Linked DNA regions of Mus musculus: region 1 is linked to region 2. The links are chromatin loops, found by intact Hi-C in ENCODE. Cell type or tissue: gastrocnemius. All regions are shown on one strand. Each heading gives the region's core, and the rest is flanking DNA. Links, peaks and the distances in the headings are about the cores only.

Region 1 (2,906 bases), core at 190-2,689, 50 kb before region 2:
TTCTTATACCTCTCTTGGAATTCTAGCCAAGTCCAATTGTAATTGTTGTAAGACCTTGGGTCCGGCTCCAGACATCAGTGCCCAAATCTGTCAAGAGGGAGATAGAGCCAGGCAGTGGTGGTGCACGCCTTTAATCCCAGCACTTGGGAGGCAGAGGCAGGCAGATTTCTGAGTTCGAGGCCAGCCTGGTCTACAAAGTGAGTTCCAGGACAGCCAGTGCTATACATAGAAACCCTGTCTTGAAACAAGCAAACAAACAAAACAAAAAACAAAAAAAGAGGGAGATAGAGTGAGAAGGCACAGAGCCCCCTGGTTCTGAGAACAAAGCCCCCATCTTCCGGAACAGAGTCCTATGCCACAACCGGGACACATGGAAATTCCACTCCTCCATCTTGTGCCCTTGAACACCAAGGACCTTGAAGGACAGGAAGCTCCCTTGAGGCCCAAGGAGAGGCTGTCTCCAGTGGAAAGTTACTGAGTCCAGCTTTGGAGGCACAAGGTGGAGCGTGTGCCTACCCATCCCATAAATCTATCATCCTGGGGGGCCAAGGGGAAGCGAGCACATGCCTAAGGGCCATAACTGTGGTATAAACTGGGTGGTGTTGAGGGTGCAAACAAAATGCCCTGGGCCCTCTGCCAGCCCACAGCCAGATGCCCCCACCTATCCACTTCCCCAAATGGCTTACTCATTAAAGAGCTTTTCCTACCAGTGGGAGGCAAGGTCTGAGGTAGGGTGCTACTAGGCCAGCGGAGTCCCCGTGAGAAGGAATGAGGAAGGATTAGGGTGCTTGGCGGCTGTTCACAAACACCTGCCATTGAGCTGAGCCGCATAGAGGTTGGCTGGATTAGCTGGAGAGGGTGGCTTCCCATCACCTCACTGTCCTGATCTGTAAAACGGGTCTAACTCCTACAGACCATTAAGGGGACATAAATGCAAGGGTCAGAGAGCCATAGAAAGCATTCCTGGCTCACCGGGGCACCCTATCCCAAGATCCCAGAACAGACTGTCCTCCGAGGATATATGTGACATATGGCTATGGCAAGCCACTCCAGACACAGGCATTCATTCCCTCACCCTTGCACCAGGGGCCTTGACTTGTGGAAGTCCTTCAGCACTAAAATCTGTTTCTCTCGACACAGCAGACCTCTGCCCACACTGCCCTGCATATCATGTCTGAAAGTAGTTCACAGGTCCTGGAGGCCCCAGCTGCTAATGGGGGACATTTCCAATGGGATGGCCTGTGTCTCTTCCCAGCTGCACTGCCCAGAAAGCCCCAGGACAGTGCCTATCCTCTGACTGGCTTTGGCAAAGGCTGGGATATATACTCCAGATATGGTGGCTTCTCAGGCAGAAACCCATGGTGAGCCCACCAGGAGCGTGCTCAACTTTCCATGCCTGCAGGTGGGATTCAGGACAACCAAGCAAAGAATGCAGAACTGTTAACTGAGTTAACCTGCAGGGGGCACCCTCTTCAACCCAGCAGTCCTCAGGACCATTCCTGCCCTCCAACGTGCAGAAACTGTGTGCCCCAGGGTAAGAGACTGTTTCTCTTTGTAGCAGTCTCCCACCAGTTACATGTGGCTAACAGCAGTGGCTATTAGGGCCTGTGCTGAGGCTTAAACAAGCTGCTGCCTTAGGATAGTGTTTGGCTCACACAGGCTGCTGTACGTTAGCAGTTATTATTACCCTGTGTCTGACTCCTCTGAGAACACCTGATCCGGGCTCACGGTGGAGCAGTCGGCTGGCTGGGTGAATTCATGACTCTAAGGCACAACATGAACACTTTTTTGGTCCAGAGCTAGGCACACCTGGATGGTATCATCGCCTCAGTGTGCCAGGAGAGGGTGTGGCTTGGAAGATCATGCTACCCAACTGGCTGAAGGGGATGCAGAGCACAGATGTAGGTAGATAATCTAGGACCCTGGCCGACACCGTCCATGACAGCCAGAGTGGGGACAGGATGTTCCTGCCTGACATCCAGCCTGTCAGCTTTGCCCACTGAGCTCGGGTTAGCAAAAGTGGGCCTGTGGTGCCGGCTGTGGTGTGGGTATGCAGGTTCCATTGGGCAGGCACATGCACTCTGAAAGAGGCCAGTGCGGAGCCACACCCACCTTTGTGGATGCAGAGCCCAGGGTGCTGGGAGGGGATGTTTTGCTATAGGCAAGCGGGATACAGATGAGTCACCTTCAGATGACAGAGAAGGAAAGTCCCAGGATGCTTAGGGTGGGGACAAGGGGCATCCACTTGATGATGGACAAAGGTTCCTGAGGGCAGGCCTGAGGTTGGGTGGCTCACCTGACTCTTCTCAGCCACCTAACCCAGGGCAGGTTTTATTACTGCTCTGAGTCTGTTTCCTGGTCTTGTGCCTGAGCCTCTGCTCCCACTGTCTGCCTCTAGGCTTCTGTTTTACACCCCCAGAGCACAGCACTAAATACAGACAGGAAGTACAGGCTCTTCCCTTTCCACCCAGGGAGGATGAAACAGTCTGACCTGGCCCTGGTGGGGAAGCTAGGGAGTAGATTGCACTCGGTCTGTAAAATCCTTCAACTATCACATCCCTCCCCACAAGTCACCCAGTTAGTACCGGCCCCAGACCTCCGCAGTTCTGCTCCTGTCTTCTCCCCCAACCTGGGGTCTTTGACCTTGAGCCCTCTGCCTTCAAAGTCACTTTTCCCCAGGATGGAGTACATCTCCTCCAGGAAGCACTCCCTGACTCATCTTCAGGTCTCTCTTGCCACTCACCATCACTACTGTGTCTTGCCTGGTGTCACCCACTAGAACCTGACTCCCCAAGACCAGGCTATGGTCCCTGTCCCAGATGAGTGTGCCAACTGCCCTATCAATAGCAGGTGCTCTGGAAAGGGCCTGAGAGCCTGAGACCAATGTCCATGTGCCTGAAGGGAAC
Region 2 (2,906 bases), core at 160-2,659:
GCATTGGAGGTTGGAGCATTTCTCTATCATTTCTCAGCCTTTTCTCTGGTCCCCTGTGATGCCCCTAACCTCGAGTCTGTTCTCTGTGCAGCACCACAAGGACCCTCTGCAAGCAGAAGCCGGAGCCTGTGCCTCCCTGGCTCTAAAGCCTGCAGTGGCCCCACAGATGCAGGCTCTGGAATGGCCTAGAAGTTTCCTCCCTACCTTGACTATCCATCTATCCCTCCTCCCATCACCAGAGTTGTTTAGGTGAGAATCTAGGTCCTTGGAAGCCCAAACAAGCTAGGTGTGTCCACTCAAAGGCCAATGAGACAGACAAGTCATGGTGAGAAGGCGAGGTCTGTTCAGTGTGGCCACACTGTAAAGACCAAATGAAGAGCTCTGGGGACCCCCCAAGTCCATCTTTAGGGTCCTGTCACAAGGGTTCTGCTCAAATAGAAGGCAAAAGACATGTGTAGCTAAGCATCTCTGGTCAAGGTAGAGTCTCATCTGTCACTGACCCATCATGGTCCCAGCTCCTGTCTCTCCTGTGTACCAGGTGGTCTGACAAGGTGTTAGAGCTGTGTAGAACATCTTTCCAGAAGCTAGCATCTATCCCCACTCCCTCTGGCTAGCATGAGGTCTCTGCCTTTTCCTTCTCCCAATCTGAGACTCCTGGGAAATTCCAACGTCTTGGAGGCCTCAATTTCAGGATTCTGATATCCAAAGGAGGGGTGCAAACATCTCTAGGTTATCTTCCTCCTGCCAGGGTGGCCACACCTGGCTCCCACGGGGCCAGGCTTTTTCTTGACTGCTGTCTCCACTAACTAGCCTGCCTCAAGGTCTTTGCCTCAGCTGCTCCTGGGCCTGACTCCCCTCCTCCTGTGTCGGCCTGTCAAGGGACCTCTGAGGACCATCTGTTTATCTAGCAACTGGTGCCCTGTTCTTGTGCTTGTCCCCTGCCATGTCCGTCTCTTCCTAGCTCACCATTCAGCAGCTGGCACACAGAACACACATATTCTCTTCAGGATGCCACCTGTGCCTGCCATCCTGCCCCACAGATGCCAGCTGCATAGTCAGGGGTCTTGGTCCTGCTCATGCATACATCTCCCATGCACACAAGGCTCCTGGACCCCCAGAAGGTATCCAGTATTTGCTGAACTAATCATTAAACTCACCACAAACGGCTGGATCGAGAGCAGGACCCACTGGCTGACCCTAGGCAAGCTTTGAGCAGAGACCTCCAAGGGAGTTGGACTCAATCCCTTTGTGGTTGAACATTCTGATTCCTCTCTGAGGTTGGGAATGGAAAGAACCCAGGGCTAGGAGCTGGGTCAATTTGCCTCGTTCCCAGAGGCTCCCCCTTAGCAGCAGTACCTGAGGGCTGCTTTGCAGGGATGTCATGGCAGGCCATTCCTTTCTGGCTTTCCCTGAAGTCATGCACTGGCCACGAGTTGACTCACTGGTGAGTTTGCCTGGCACTGGGTGTGTGTAACTAGGCTCCCAGCATTCCCTGCTCCTGCTTGACTTTGAGCCCATATTCTTTCTTTACAGCTTCTTAGACCAAACCATGCCCCGAGGTGAGGTTGCCCCTCTCCCACTGTGCACACAGAGCCTCTGGCATCCCCAACTCTCCCAGCATGACATGAGATACTCCCAGTCCCCTGACCCTCCACTGAAATCACAGCTCACGGTAGACCAGCAGGGGGAGCCCAGACCTTTTTCTGTTGTGGTGGCAGAAGAGGGTAGAGGTAGAGAGCACACAGTAGGCAAGCAGCAAGATGTCACCTCTGCCCTAGGATGTTGGTATCAGCTGCCAGACTAGCCTGCTGCTTCCTTCTCTGCCCCTTCCTGTCATCGTGGACTCAACTTGTCACCCACAAAAGACTCTTGTCCTGAACTCCCAGTCCAGGGTCATAGTGTCTCTGTGGCATTACCCTGTGCCGTTTCCTTCCTGACATATATTGTCTCTGAAGTGGCATTGTTTACGTCAATGGTCCCTTCCTTCCCTTCATGTTTGTCTCTGAGAGGCAGGGACCCTGCCTCCGCCATCCTGTCCTCATGCTTGGAGCTGTGCCCAGCACACAGAGGATGTTCAGTCATTGGTGGGGCACGCTAGCAGCAGATGCCCACATTGGGAGGATGGAGTCTGGAGGAGTCTGCCTTGTTAGTCGGCCATTTCACTAAGTCTCACGCTTTCTTAAAGCATCACATGATGTCATTCACCCTGTCTGTGAGCGCTTTCAGTCTTAAGGACGGTGTTTGCCTCTCAAGAAAGTGATTAAAACCAGTGCTTTGGGGAGCTGTACTTCATTTCTGCTGTTGTATGGAGGTGGGAAATTCTAGCTCTGGCCCAGGGGTCGGGATAGCTGCGCAGGCTAAACTGGAGGAGCGTGGGCTTCCAGGTCCTGCCATAAACTGTCCTGGGCCACCTTTAGGAAGACAATTTGGCAACATTCCACAACATAGAGAAATGTGAAGACTCTAAAACTGTCCTGGGCTGTAAAATATACACACCGCAGACCTTCCCCACTGTGACCACACCCTTTGCAATGGGACTTGCTATATTGTGAAGACGCCTGTCTGCGGGGTCAGGGTGCTCGCCGGGTCTCTTCATTAGCTCATCACTGAGAACGTGCAGCTCTGACTCCAGGCTTCAGCTCCTCCACGGCTTTCCTCTCCTTGAGCCCCGTCTACATCAGAACTAACCGAACCCATTTGATGCAAGAAAGGAGGCAAAACAGAAATGAGCCCGTCCATGACCAGCCAGCCCCGATGCCAACCTCAACCCCATAATTAAACAAGTAAATCAACACTTGAGCTGGACCAGATCAGTAAACCACCCCAATATCAGTTGCCTGGTGACAAGTGAGAGATTGGTGTTTTGGGCTTTTTAAGACTCATTACATAGCATCGCTGTAGCAATG

The links. Peaks named below come from ENCODE experiments on the same cell type or tissue, not always from the same donor. Only the 100,000 strongest peaks of a DNase experiment are listed, where the experiment ranks them.
Region 1: a loop joins it to region 2, with 1.9 times the contacts of the local background. A loop is called at or near these places in 10 of 42 quality-filtered maps.

What each region holds. Positions count from the first base shown.
Region 1 is chr17:26,420,325-26,423,230 of GRCm38, reverse strand. The region is part of intron 1 of Neurl1b (neuralized E3 ubiquitin protein ligase 1B); the gene reads right to left. Among named protein-coding and RNA genes, the nearest start is that of Neurl1b, 6.9 kb to the right of the region's middle. In gastrocnemius, for the core only: a CTCF peak has its summit at 1,463 (motif pointing right); a DNase peak (open chromatin) is centred at 1,430; H3K27ac peaks cover 2,500 bases.
Region 2 is chr17:26,369,796-26,372,701 of GRCm38, reverse strand. No RefSeq gene overlaps it. Among named protein-coding and RNA genes, the nearest start is that of Neurl1b, 44 kb to the left of the region's middle. In gastrocnemius, for the core only: a CTCF peak has its summit at 1,677 (motif pointing right); DNase peaks (open chromatin) are centred at 923, 1,680 and 2,059.